2 separate regions of the Homo sapiens genome follow, and region 1 is linked to region 2. A link is a contact called in ENCODE Hi-C or POLR2A ChIA-PET data. All regions are on one chromosome and are shown on one strand. The core of a region is the stretch at or near the end of the contact, and the rest is flanking DNA. Distances in the headings are between cores, read along the strand shown.

What was found. Hi-C counts contacts between places; a loop is a spot of excess contacts on that map. ChIA-PET counts read pairs that join two places held with the same protein, here RNA polymerase II (POLR2A). Pooled maps may share reads with other maps.
Region 1: a map of PC-9 shows a loop between it and region 2 (11-fold over the local background). The contact joins two enhancer-like sites. A Hi-C loop is called at or near these places in 5 of 168 maps with a recorded cell type or tissue (Calu3, PC-9, Panc1 and 2 more) and 4 of 50 pooled maps. POLR2A ChIA-PET finds 5 or more read pairs at or near these places in 3 of 52 experiments (MCF 10A, PC-9 and naive thymus-derived CD8-positive, alpha-beta T cell).

The regions. Positions count from the first base shown.
Region 1 is chr15:71,434,678-71,442,313 of GRCh38, forward strand. The region is part of intron 7 of THSD4 (thrombospondin type 1 domain containing 4); the gene reads left to right. Among named protein-coding and RNA genes, the nearest start is that of THSD4-AS1, 250 kb to the left of the region's middle. Within about 2 kb of position 3,459, at least 2 of the 41 ENCODE cell types and tissues checked have a DNase peak (open chromatin) inside an H3K27ac peak, as active enhancers do; they include PC-9, where a contact is called at or near this core.
Region 2 is chr15:71,277,787-71,284,582 of GRCh38, forward strand. All of the region lies in intron 6 of THSD4 (thrombospondin type 1 domain containing 4), which reads left to right. LOC124903521 (a long non-coding RNA gene) reads left to right here. Exons shown (of 2, transcript XR_007064701.1): 2 at 1-6,796. Among named protein-coding and RNA genes, the nearest start is that of THSD4-AS1, 92 kb to the left of the region's middle. Within about 2 kb of position 1,370, at least 20 of the 41 ENCODE cell types and tissues checked have a DNase peak (open chromatin) inside an H3K27ac peak, as active enhancers do; they include PC-9, where a contact is called at or near this core.

The DNA of each region.
Region 1 (7,636 bases), core at 2,209-4,708, 160 kb after region 2:
ATGGGAGAACAATATCCAAAAGAGAACGGAGAAGCTTAAAAAAAGTGCAGTCTGAATGTCAGCTTTTAATGAAGCTGATTTCTAACCATTTCTAACCACAGACCTTTCTTTTTGAAACAATCCTTTACAATTTCTTATTATTAGATTTCAATGGGGACAAACAGCACATATTCTGGGTTTTTAATTTTTTAAAAAACTAAAAGCATCTATCAGGTGATTCTGAATGCAAATCAATAAGCCTTTTATGACTTAACCAAGAATGTATGATTCATCTCTAAAGAGGTGCAAAGAAACAGTCCTCCCAAGACCCGGAGCCACCCGCTAAGACAGTTAGAAGAAAAAAGAAACTTAAAGATGAGCTGCACAACAGTAGCTGTTCATGGGAGGGAAAAGGATCAATGACAAATGTGTGCTCCAAAAAGTCAAGAGTCAAACAAATATAAATTCAAAACAAGTAATTAAAACAAATCCTTATAAATGTTTCATTTTTTTTTTCTTCTTAGTTAAAGGATTTATATCTCCAAGGGACTGGTTCTCTGACTGGGAAACCAACCCCAGACAGAGCAGAGAAAGTTCAGAATCCTAGTCACTAAACTACAGGCCAGAGTGTCTTTTTTGCAAATTCCTCAAAGGCTCCAAAGCAGACAGTTTACATGTACAAAGGATTTTAACATTGTTTTAGATCTGATTTCTGCCTTTTAAAAATCTTGCCAAGGGAGTTTTTAGGCTATCTTTCTTTTGTTTCTTTTCATAGGTACCAATAAGATAGTTGTTTAAGACTATAGCTCTCTAAAGAGTAGTCTTTTAAATTTAGAGAATTTCTTTATCTCATAAGTGACTCAAGCCAAAAAGGCTTTTTTCATGGAAAGTCCCTGAGGTAACTTTCCGGGTTTAGAATACGACAGGCAAAATTGGCATCTTTTTTTAAATGGGTGCGAAAGATGCAGCCTTCATGATCCTCCCCAAAATTTACTCCCAGAAATAAGCTAAGATAGCAGATCTCTGTTGCCACAGGCGGTTAAGGATGGTGTAGCTGGTCTCCCTATGAGCACATGGACACGTGGCCACATGGGGGTGCCTCTAGTCACAGACCTGCCAACCTGTGACGCCTGTGACACAGGGCAGGCACTTCAGGGATTAGACTTTCCCAGCACTAACCAGGCAACAAAGATGGAAGCAACAGAAGCCCTTCATGGATAGAACTCCTTTTAGGACAGACTCCACTGACAGCTTGGCACATTTGGGGAGAAAAAGAGAGTGCTGCTTAAAATTTGACATGGCTCAGGATTCCCAGTGCTTTTAGACTAGCTACTGGACGTGACCTGAAAATCACACCCCCAGAGGCAGAGACCAAGGGAGAATGCTCCCTCTTGGTTACAAGTCAACTCTGAAGGGCATAAAGCAAGACGAAAGGAGACCCTCATCCGGTTTTCATTTCAGGGACCCACAGCACAGTTTGTCTTAAATAGATGCGGGTCTGATGAGAACCATAAAACTCACCAGTCTGTGGAGATCAGCTCAGACAATGGGCTTATAGGGGTTTTAGGCCTATGTTCTATCCTACTTCTACCCTGTGATACCCTTATTTATGACAAAACAAAACAGGAAGACAAAGACGAAGGAAAAAACAAAGACTATTTCTGGAAAGAGAAGGATTAGATAATATGAATATTCATAATAAAAATACACCAGAGCTGCTATACTCAATGCTAGTCAAACAAGTGCTTTTCTCCCATTAATCTTAAATTTGGAAAGGAAAATGAGACAGTTATTTTTACCACCTACTTAACCAGATTTCACAAAGAGTGACCAAGAGTGACTGATAAGAATTTCTCCCCTTTGGCTGGCATATCAGGTCTGGGGTTCCCTCGAATCTGGCTTCCAGAAGAGCAGAGTGGTTTCGGTTATCCTGTTCACAGCACCTCATCTGTAGGGACCAAGGGAAAGCTTCCCCCTTTACTTTCTGGAGGTTTGTGAATATCAACAAAAGACAGATTAATAAGAAAAAAAAGCATACAAAATTTATTCTAACATGCATAGCACGGGGGAATTGCAGGAGAATGAATGCCCAGCAACCCAATGGAAATGTTTATACACCCTTTTTCATAAGGCAATTGGAGATGAGGGAAATGTGGCAATTTGAGGGATAGTAACATTTTTACGGGGAAATGAATGGACTTGGAGAACACGCAGTGACCTGGGACAAAGTCTCTTGGGCCCACAGAGCAGACAATGGCTGGTAAATGATTCTTTTTGAAATACTGAATGGGACTGTGTTCATTTGTTTTTGCACTGCTATAAAGAAGACACCTGAGGCTGGGTAATTTATAAAGAAAAGAGGTTTATTTGGCTCATGGTTCTGCAGGCTGTACAGGAAGCATGGTGTTGGCATCTGCTCAGCTTCTGGTAAGGCCTCAAGAAGCTTACAATTATGGTGGAAGGTGAAGTGGGAGCAGGCACATCACATAGCAAGAGCAGCAGCGAGAGAGAAAAGGGGGAGACTCTTTTAAGCAATCAGATCTCACATGAACTGAGAACTCATCACCAAGGATATGGTGCTAAGCCATTCATGAGCGATCCACTCCCATGGTCCAAACACTTGCCACTAGGCTCTACCTCCAACACTGGGGATCACGTTTCCAAATGCAATTTGGAGGGGACACACATCCAAACCATATCAGGCACCAAAATAGAAGACGATGGTTTGTGACAGAAGTCTGCCCAGGCATTGACAGCTTGAGTCTTTCTTCCTGCGATATGAGTTAATGAAAACTCAAGGAAAGGACCAGAGGTAATTGTTTTCTTCTTTGGCAGGTGTGGACTTTAGGAAGATAAGGGAACTCCAGAGAACAGCTTTGGGAGAGACAGAACATTGAGAGGCTAAAGGGAGGTGGAGGTAGGGTAAGGTCAGAGAGACCTTGAGGTGCTTACTTCAGTCCAGCATGTTAAAGTGCTATATTTTCGGGTATTGGTTTCTGAGCCCCAGCACTGCAGTTAATATACTGGTACATGGGTCCCTTTACATGTTTGCAATAACTGTTGGATAAATTCTTAAAAGGGAGCCAAGAATTCATATGTATTTGTGATTTTGATAGCTAGTGGGTGGCAAATTGCCCTCCGAAGTGGTTGAAACAACTAACACATCCATCAGCAATGTATGAGAGTGGTTTGCTATCCACTTTTTGGCTATTTGCCAGTCTGATAAGGGGAAAGTGGTATCTCCTGTAGTATTATTAGTTTTCATTTGCATTTATCTAATTTTGAGTGAGCTCAAGCATCTTTTCACATGCTTCAGAACTGAACCTTCAGGGACTGGGCTAGGATGAAGTGAGTGCAGTGCCTTGGGTGAAGAATTTAAGGAGGCATTTACTAAGTTCTCCAGGTCTCCTTCACTTACGTGCCCTAAGCACCTCCCCTACCCACCCTGGTCCCAGCTCTGTGCAGTGCCCTCCTCGCCCTCGCCCTCACCCTCGCCCAGGAACCACTTACATTCCTTTTGTGTGATCTGTCTTTTAATAATCTTTGCACATTTTTCTATTGGGTTGCTGATCTTTTTCTTAACTTGTAGGAGCTTTTTATGCATTAAAGAGATTATTGTGTAAATTGCAGGGTTTATTTTTTTTTTAACTTATGCCTTTGCTTATGAAATTTTGTTTATTTTTGCCATGCAGAAGTTTCACATTTTTTAAATGGCAAATTTAGCAATTTTCTCTTTTGTGATTCTGGATTTTATGTCATAGAAAGACCTACAGTTTGAAGTTATTAAGAAATCATCCTGTTTTCTTTCAGCAATTTATGGTTCTGTGTTTTTACATTTTTACCTTTTACATTAATTCATTTGGAATTTATCCTAGTGTATCGTGTGAGGTATGGGTTCAATTTTACTTTTTTTCAGATGGCTACCCAATTATGGATAATTACCCAATTACCTAAACCATAATTGAATAGTCCACCTTGCCCCCACTATTTTGAGGCTCCCTCTTTATTACTTGTGTATATTTTTGGCTTTGTATTCAATTCTATGAATCTCTGTCTTTTCATATACAAATATTAGAACATACATTTCGAAAAAGAAGCAGAACACACAGGTGTTTGAAGTGATGAAAGGTAAGTTTGCTTTGCTCGGGGCTAATGCATTTATGGACTTCAAATGGAAACCTTTCTTTGTTCATCACTTGGAAAAGCCACCTGTATTTAGGTACCTTAACAAGACTTCCTGTTTACAATATATTTTTACTTGATTGAAAAATGAATATTCTATGACTTTTTGGAGCAGAATGGCAGGAGTTACAATCATGAAAAGCATTCCAAATGACAAGACCACGGTAGGCCAGATCAAGATCTCATGGACAGTTGAGGGAAAGTATTAAAAAATAGAGAACTGGAAAATTTATTGAAAAATGCAGAATATGCTTTTGGCAGCTGTTTGCTTTTAGGACAAACTAGATTTGACATGGAAAAACAAATCACTGCTCCCATAGGCGGCTCTTGAGGAACCGTCTTCTGCCATTCAGTAAATAGGCGGTATCTTTCACAAGTTTTGTTTTATTGCATATGGATCATAGCAATTTTTTAAAGTTTATCAATCCATCTTCTAATGGCTTGAAATTTACTATTTTTTTCTACTTACTCTTCTTGTGTTCTATTTTCACAATTCCCAGCAAAATGCTAGTAATTATAGTGCTTAAGAATATGCTGGAGAGGATGTGGAGAAATAGGAACACTTTTACACTGTTGGTGGGAGTGTAAATTAGTTCAACCATTGTGGAAGACAGTGTGATGATTCATCAAGGATCTAGAACTAGAAATACCATTTCACCCAGCCATCCTATTACTGAGTATATACCCTAAGGATTATAAATCATTCTATAAAGACACATGCACATCTATGTTTATTGCAGCACTACTCACAATAGCAAAGACTTGGAACCAACCCAAATGTCCATCAGTGATAGACTGGTTAAAGAAAATGTGGCACGTATACACTATGGAATACTATGCAGCTGTAAAAAAGAATGAGTTCATGTCCTTTGCAGGGACATGGACGAAGCTGGAAACCATCATTCTCAGCAAACTAACACAGGAACAGAAAACCAGACACCACATGTTCTCACTCATAAGTGGGAGTTGAACAATGAGAACACATGGACACAGGAAGGGGAACATCACATACTGGGGCCTGTTGGTGGGTGTGGGGGGCTAGGAGAGGGATAGCATTAGGAGAAACACCTAATGTAGGTGACGGGTTGATGGGTGCAGCAAACCACCATGGCATGTGTATACCTATGTAACAAAACTGCATGTTCTGCACATGTACCCCAGAACTTAAAGTATAATAATAATAAAAAAAGAATATTCTGAACCTAGTTTCCTAACCAAATCTTGAGTGCTGCCAGCCAAAAAGATTTTTTTTTTCCATCCCACCTCCACATTCACCCAAATGGACTAAGGAAGGGAGATCAGTGACAGCCATGATTGTCATTTAAATGGACTGAATATGATCATGCATGAACAAAGATTTTGGATTCCAACATTTGCTTTCCAAATACTAATCTCATTTCCTCAAAACTGCTTAACAAAACCTCAATATAAGCTTTGTCTCCCTTGTGAGAGCTATGATGAACTTCTTGTGGATGAAGGATTTTTATATCCTTTGAGTTTCAAGTCAGTTTCTAAAGGCCTAATTTAAATACTTCACACATACAATATGAAATTTCAAATATATGATATAAATAAAATACAATGCATGGTGTTTCAGTAATGTTTGGTGTACTCATGCTATTATTTCTTGTTTAGGGAAAGATAAACTCTTTCTATTTTTGGATAGATATATAATCCCCCTCAGAATGAGGCTAGAGACCATCCAATATTTTTTAAATGAAAGTCTATGCCTTATTGCCGTGTTCCTGCTTTTATAGATCATATAGCACAAGTAAACGTGAGACTTGTAATACTGCTTGATGATGACTTTTTCTTGAACTGGTTGATCGTGACATCTAGTGTTCAGTACTAAAATTACATATCTTTCTCAAAAGCAGCTCATAGGGAAACCAGCATAAATTACTGTTTAATTCAGGGCTGGCAATGCACCAAAAAGGCCAAAATACAAAAATGGAAGTGGAGTCATTGGGGCAATAACTGGGGACAGTTTGAATTAGAAGGGTAATTGCTCCTTGATGATAACATCAAGAACTGTAAATTACACTTGGGAGCAATTATGTATGGACATGCAAAGTGAACTGCTCTTCAGACTCAGTTCTGAATCTGTTTTTTTGTTGTTGTTTAGTTCAGTCCTTCTTTGGCTCTTCTCAGACCAGGAGTGTGTATAAATTCACTAGTCAGATTATCTTAAGCAAGTCATAAAATTTCTCAGAGACACAGTCCTCTTATCTATAAATTTGAGATACTGAGTCCACATCATAAAATTCTGGGGGAATTAAATGAGATGTTTCATGTATAATGATCTGGGTTCAGTGCAGGGTGCATTGTGAATAATAAATAGCAGTGCTGGTGATGGGTAATGGTGATGGTGATGCGGGGATGTGTCTGGGAAGTCATTTGCATGGATCTTGATGTCTGGGGGTAGCAAAGACAGGCAGTGACCAGGTGCAGAAATTGTCCAGGATATTGTAACTGGATATTGGGATCAGTGGGCAACAGGGTTCGGGAGAGAGGGATGGAAGAAAGCCTCAGTGTCCTTGGAGAGTTTCACCTGTAGAATTTTTTTTTTTTTTTTTTTTTGAGATGGAGTCTTGCTCTTTTGCCCAGGCTGGAGTGCAGTGGTGCAAAATCTGCCCCCTGGGGTTTTTTTTTTTTTAAGCAATACTCCTGCCTCAGCCTCAGGAGTAGCTGGGACTACAGGTGTGCGCCACCACACCAGCTAATTTTTGTATTTTTAGTAGAGACGGGGTTTCACTATGTTGGCCAGGCTGGTCTCGAACTGCTGACCTCGTAATCTGCCCGCCTTGGCCTCACAAAGTGCTGGCATTACAGGCGTGAGCCACCATGTCCAGCCTCACCTGTAGAACTTTAAGAAGATATAGTAACATGCAGTAGGACTTACTACCCTGCCTCTCAGGAGCTGGATCTCCTTTATTAAGTTCCTAACTTTTCTGAGCCTCATTTTCCACTTTAGTAAAGCGGGGATGAGAGCAGTACTGACCCCGCAGGTTTGTGAGGATTCAATGAGACGGTGCATAAAAGAGCCCTAGACAATGCCTGGCACAGCTTAGTAAGCATGCAGTAGCTAAATGGTAGCCCTTGTTGCTATCTTTTTTGTTTTGTTTTGTTTTGTTTTTTTGAGACAGAGTCTTGCTCTGTCACCAGGCTGGAGTGAAGTGGCGCCATCTTGGCACACGGCAATCTCCGCCTCCCGGGTTCAAGCGATCCCCCTGCCTAAGCCTCCTGAGTAGTGGGGACTACAGGCATGCACCACCATACCCAGCTAATTTTTTTGTATTTTAGCAGAGATGGGGTTTCACTGTGTTGGCCATGATGGTCTCCATCTCCTGACCTCGTGATCCACCCACCTCAGCCTCCCAAAGTGCTGGGATTACAGACATGAGCCACCGCACCCAGCCCCTTGTTGCTATCCAAAGGAAGGAGATGAGGCCGAGTGCAGTGGCTCCCACCTGTA
Region 2 (6,796 bases), core at 120-2,619:
TGGTGTCCAGTGATCTTTGGATGGTCCACTGAAGGTAGATACCTCCCAGCCCTTTCTGTGCTGGGACTAAGATGGCACATACAGTATTCTGTAGCTCCCTCTGGCCAAAGCAGAAGCTATCATCACTACCCACTGTGTAAGATTCCTCCTGTACAGCAGCACCCTTCACTGGGTAGTGCTTAGTTTTTAATCTATATTTTTTATTCTTTCTTTTGGATTTCCAAATATAAAAATACCACCACTACTGCCTCCCGCCAGCACTCCGCCTTGTGAGGAAAGCACTGTGTAACTTTGTTGACAAATGTCTGCTTAATTATGTTTAATGATTCAGAAATAAAACAGGGAGAAGTCCCACATTTTAATTTCAAACTAAAGACTGCTAGAAGCCAACAGAATTTTTGTTTGCTTGTTTTTGTTTTGTTTTGCTGAGACAGGGTCTCACTCTGTCACCCAGGCTGGAGTGCAGTGGCATGATCATGGCTCATTGTAGCCCTGATCTCCCTGGGGTCAGTGATCCTCACACCTCAGCCTCCCAAGTAGCTGGGAATACAGCCATGCACTATACATTTTTGTACTTTTTATAGAGACAGGGTTTTGCCATGTTGCCCAGCTGGTCTTGAACTCCTAGGCTCAAGCAATCCACCTGCCTCAACCTGCCCCGATACAGATTTTTAAAATGTAGGTGATTAATAACTCACTTGTAGCTCTGGAGCTGTTCAACAGAAGTTGCAACTCAAGAACGCTATTTAGTAATTAATAAGAAAAGTTTGGGGAAACAAAGTTCTACATTGTGCTCTGCTGATCTTTTTCTTTGAAATCTTACTGCAGATGCTGTTTCTCTGCGGAGGCAAGGAGGAGGACCTTGACTAGTCTCTGATGGGGCAAGGAGTTTGTTCGATTGTGCCAGTCTGAAATATGGCAGGTTAGAGGGGTGGAGAAAGCCAAGTATTGCAGGGGTAAGAAACGCTAGGCAGACAAACCTTGTCACGAGTTTAGTGAGCCCAGAAGTCAACAAATGAGTAGGGGCAAGAAACTGGCAGGGCGACCATAGATTTCATATGGTTATTGGATTAATTTATTTTTGCTTTAAAATTTTATCGAGTGAGCCATAATTTATTGGGCTGAGTTGAGTTTTGTCCAGGGGATTGAAGTTTGGATTTATCCCAGGAAACAGCTTTCATCTAAAGTCATGCTCCAGCAAATTATGCTGATTTTAAACGGAGCAGCCTATTAAAAATAGGTCAGATTTCAACAGGACAGTGGAACGTTTGGTTTGAGGAAACTTTGAGTACATCAGTAACTATTATGAGATGTTCTGCTGTGATCACGTGGCCTGCCTGTCATCAGGAAAGGGAGAAAATGGAGGGGAGGACTCTTACATTCCAGTCAATTCACGTAGCCTCTTGATGCCAAAAATTAGAAAGGGGAAGCATATCAGATGTGTACAGCTCAAATTCCATTTGTACTTAAGGTTACGTAACAGCTCATAGTGTAATAGCTTTGGCCCGTGTCCAGTGAGCCTGTAGATATTGGCGGCTTTGCGTGCTTAAAAGGCCCCCATCAATCAGTCATGATGCCTGGTCCTACACCCAGTTGCCATGTTTGTTTAAGCCGGCTTTGGAGGTTGTATAAATAGTGTTAGCAACCTGCTCTCCCACCCTTGGTGATAAATGGCACCTTTAAAAATCCTTTGGCACATTCTTAGGATGCGAAGGAGTAGAACTGGATCCATTGACATCTTTGGTGGTTATCAGCCTCCTTCTGCATATGTTCTTGTGGCATCTCCAGGAGGGAAGTGTGGAGGGTGCCTGGGGCATCCGTACCGCCCTGGCTTCTTGGGCCTCTGCAGCCTCTGCCTGTCTGAATCAGCTAGTGGAGTATCCTGCCTCGTGGAAACTGGCAAGGGCTGCACAGGGGCTCCCAAATGAAACTGTGACTCAGGACTGGACAAGCGAATTCGAGTTCACACAGAATGGAAAGGTGTACTTTTTCCCCTTTAAAAAAAAAAAACACAAAGATTGCTACAACATGTTGGCATTGATTCATGCAGTCACTTTTTGTTCTGTACAAACAGTGGCCTTGGGGTAGCAGGAAGAGCAATGGGCAAAGGACACAACCTCAGTGCAAAAGCCCTAGCTCCCTTGGACCACAGTTGCATATCTAGAAAATTAAGAAATAACTTCCTCTTGTTGTGAGGTTCCGGCGAGATGCCATGTGTAAAGCACGTGTATCAGTGTTGGACATTCCACTATTGGTGACTGGGTGCCTGCTGTATGCTTATCCTCCAGGTAGAGCTTCCAGGAGCAAGTGGGACTGGGCGTGTGCAGATGTAGGGGAAGGGTGTTCCAGGCAGAGGGAACCACAGAAGCAAAGGTGCTTGGGCAGAAAATACAGGTGTTAGGAAACATCGGCGAGTGTCCTTCCTCTGGAGCAAAGAACTTATAAAGGGGAACAGTGTAGGACGAGGTTGGCCTGGAAGTTTGGGGCCAGATTATAGAGGGCCTCAAACAGGAGGCTAAAGAAACTGGACTGCCTTTTATGGGCAGTGAGGAGTTATTGGGGTTTGTAAGCAGGAGAGTAGTATGATCAGAGCTGAGCTTCAGGAAAATTAATCTGGCAGCAAAATCCTGCAAAACCTCTTTGGAACAAAAGGGGTGAAAATAAATAATTTGAAAATTTGGCAGTCATGTTTTCAAATATGTTCTGAAATGTGTAAGCTATAATATGTATTTTGAAATGATAACATCTTTCTTTTTCTGTTCCTGCACAGCAGCCAAATTCCTTGTTCATTCTTTATTTCTTTTCCTCATTCCCTCCCTCCCTCCCTCTCTCTCTCATTTTTCCTGTGTTTCTGTTTCTTTCATTGTTTCTCCTGGTTTCAGTGTGTCTTCCTTTCTCACTCACCCAGTCCCTCCCTCACTCTTTGCCCTGTTCTGTCTTTCATGGTTAGTGGTGTTTTGGAGGTGTGTCTAAACCGAGCCAGGGACTGCGAGTTCCAGGACAGTCCTTCAAAAAGGTCCATCTGCTGGTTTTTGTGCCCAGCATACCCGCTGTGAATGGACTACATTACTGAAGGCTGTGAAATCACCCAAATTTGATCTTCAACTCTCATCATACAAAGTATCGGTATTTTGAATTTGTAGGTGAATCATTTGTAATTCATGGGGGCAATGTTTCTACAATTGAACTTTCTGGACTCATCACCAAAAGGTTCAGTCAGCTTCTGTAACTTGTGGGTTAGCAAGTGGATTCTATAGATACGCCCCATGTCCCTGCCCAGGCAAACTTAATAAATGTGTTCAGACCTTAGGTGTTCATGGATTTAACTCACAGGTTTGTGATTCTTTGTGGGTTCCCCTGTGGGTCTGTGGCACAGAGTTGGGCTGAGGTATGAATCCGAGAAGTCTACTTTGCAAGACACATGTTATGGAAAAGGGTCATTTATCCTTATTGTTCTGCGCATTCATGCATTTGTAACAATGCTTGTTAATTAAAACATTGTGTTGTGTCTGTGAAAAACAGCCATCAGGTGAGAGCAACATTTAGTGAAATCTGAAAGTAGGGTTAACTTGTAGTGTGAGGCTATGCACAGGAAAACGCATATGGCTCTCCATAGAAATGTGATTCAAGCGAAAGCTGGGAGCCTCTATAAACATTCTTGTATTTGTGGATCTGGGAATTCAAGAAGGTTTCAGATGTATGCCTCAGGAATGTCAAGAGTCTGCTGTATATCCAAATTTACAAAACAGATAAATTATTGAATGACTATTCAGGTTGCAAAACGATTCTTCATTTTATTAAATATTTACTGCACATTTACCCTAGAGAAGTTCTTTAGTAAATATAGTACTTGATTTACAGAAATTCAGTGCGTATGACTGTTTCTGGATATATGTATTGTGTTAAGTGGGATCCTTTCTCCATAGCATGAAGAAATTTTAAGATAATCTTTTCTCCATTTGATAAATGAGTTTGTATATATGAAAGGCACTTGTTCAGTAATTATAGAGTTGGTTTTTTACCATGAGGAATTTTGTATCTTAGATGACTAATTTTCAAAACTGATAAAAAATGTTCCTATTTGTCGTGTTCAGCCATCAGCAGTTTCACTGTCCTTTGGCTTTGGCTCATGTAGTATAACCATTAAAACCCTGACTCTGATGTTCACCTGCTCCGGGACTAAAGGCCTCAGATTCCCCATTAGGGAAAGGAGGATAATAGTAGTATCCCCCTCAAAGGTTTGGGAGAAGATTAAATGAAATAGTTCCTACACCTGACACCTGGTATGGGCTCAATAAATGTTAGCTATTATTACTATTTACTGTTATTTTTCTAGTCCCAAAGATGAGGTCAGCTAACTTATGCTGAGTAATATTTTATTTCCAAAGGAGTGTTTTTTATTCAACTTTTCACATTTTGATTTTGTTCTCTCTGTGGACTATTGCGCATTTTCCCAAATGAGGAATGTTTGGCATCTCACTTAAACCGTGGCGTCCAGCAGTCACAGGAAATGCTGCCTTATTTGGTGCTTGGATTAAAAGTGTTCTCAGAGTTCACTGATTTATATCCCTGTCCAGCTGTACCATAACCTGGTATAGTTGTAAGAAATAAAATTTAAAAAAGGAAGAAATAGGAAAAAAGAAGACAAGGAGATGTGTTACTTGTTTGTAAATGTGAGGTTGATCCTGTAGCTGTCAACAGTCCTGTTTCTAGGGGTAGCCATTGCTTGTCCAGTGCTGCCTTGGTTCCGACATATCCTAGCTAAGCTCTGCTCCTTGACTTTGACGGTCCACATAGGCCAACACCCACAGTTAACCCACACTTACTTTCCCACCATTCCACTTTACACTCTACCAAGCACTTCACTCTGAACTTGCTCATGTAGTGACTTCTGCTAGGATTCCTGCCAGTGCTGTTCATTTACCCAGATTCTATCTAATCTTCAGGGTCCAACTCAAAGCTTACCAGATCCATGAAGGCATCCCCAACTACCTGACTCCTCACTGATTTCTTCCTTATTCAACTTGCGTATCCTTTTCAGCCTGGGCCCTATAACAGAGTACCCTATTTTAATTAATTGTAGTCACAATAATACTTACAAACATGCACATAAAGTTCTCTAGCCCCCAGAGGATTTTCATGTATATTATTTCTTTGACCTGTGAGGTGGGCAGGTTAGATTTTTTTTTTTTTTTTTTTTTGAGACGGAGTTTTGCACTGTCACCCAGGCTGGAGTGCAGTGGCACAATCTCGGCTCACTGCAGCCTCCACCTCCCGGGTTCAAACGATTCTTCTGCCTCAGCCTCCCGAGTAGCTGGGACTACAGGCGCGTGCCACCACACCCGGTTAATGTTTTGTATTTTTAGTAGAGACGGGGTTTCACTGTGTTAGCCGGGATGGTCTCCATCTCCTGATGTCACGATCCGCCAGCCTCGGCCTCCCAAAGTGCTGGGATTACAGGCGTGAGCCATCGCGCCCGGCCAGGTCAGATCTTTGTAACTCTGTTGTATACAGTTGCTTGGTCAAGCTCATATGGCCAATGAGACTAAGAACTTGAACACACCAAGTCTACCAGCCCTGTTGCTCACATATGGTTTTACGTCACTTATTTCTTGAATGTTAATATTAAATGTTAATATTATCTCCTTAAGTAGTCTGTAGTATTTTTGATGTTGAGAGAGATGTCTTTTACTTCAGAACCTGTTAATGGCGTTTGACCCTGAACCCAGCTCATTAAAGACTTGGTCCCTAATAGTAGTAATGTTTATTGAATATTTACTATGTGGCAGGCAGTGTGCTGGGCTGCTTTACAAGAAGCATCTCACACAGTCCTCCGAGCACTTCTGTAAGACAAAGGACATTATTAAGTTTAGGTTTAGGGAGGTTTAGCAACTTGCTAAGATCAGATAGATCCAACAGCTAGTAAGCGGCTTTAACTCATCACAAAGATTGGTCATCATGGGAAATTTTTTGCCCTATTTTTAAAATTCATATTTCTACATAGCTTAAAAGTGGAAGGTATCGTTGACAGTGGGCTGCATTGCTGGGTTTGGGGGCAAGGGGAAGATCTGCTCTGTTGAGAGCTCAATGCCCAGGGATGGTAAATGGAGACTCTGGTGGGGGAGGGAAAGAGCTAGCCCTTTGTCCTGTTGGGATTCTTTACTTTAGAAAAGAGCAGCCTTATGTATCTCTTGCCAGAATTTCACATTTTAGTTGGATTAAATTATGTCAGTACCATCATATTCTACTTAAACAAGAGGTACAATGCCTTTTCTCTTAAGTGTCCTTAGCTCTAGACTCGAATGGATGAGAACCCTGGAAATGTGGCCCCAAGTAGTACAAAGAAAGACTAGAGATGTCTACACATTCTTATGAATGCGTGTGGGATTTTCATTGTGCACAGTAGTGTATGCCTGTTTGTCTTAATAGAAAAATGCTTTTATATTCCTTGCTATTGAGGAAAAAAGATATGATTTTTGGATATTTTAAAAATTGGGTTGATAAAAAGAGTGCTAATGCTACATTATAATAAGTTCTGGGTCCAGGCAGCCTCTCTCTCTTTGTTGGTGTTATATATTGAGAACAGAAATTCATACACATAAGTGTTGGGGCATTCCACACAGGGAGATATTCAGCATGTTGCCAAAGAAGTGGTTCCATGCTACATTTTCAGGCATAGGAATTACATATAGGAATTTCGGTAGGTATTTCTTCATGCTGAGAAGCCAAGTTACTTCTATAATATCATGGACCCAAAGTGTTTCTGATTTCAGTAACGACAACTGTTGCTCTTTAT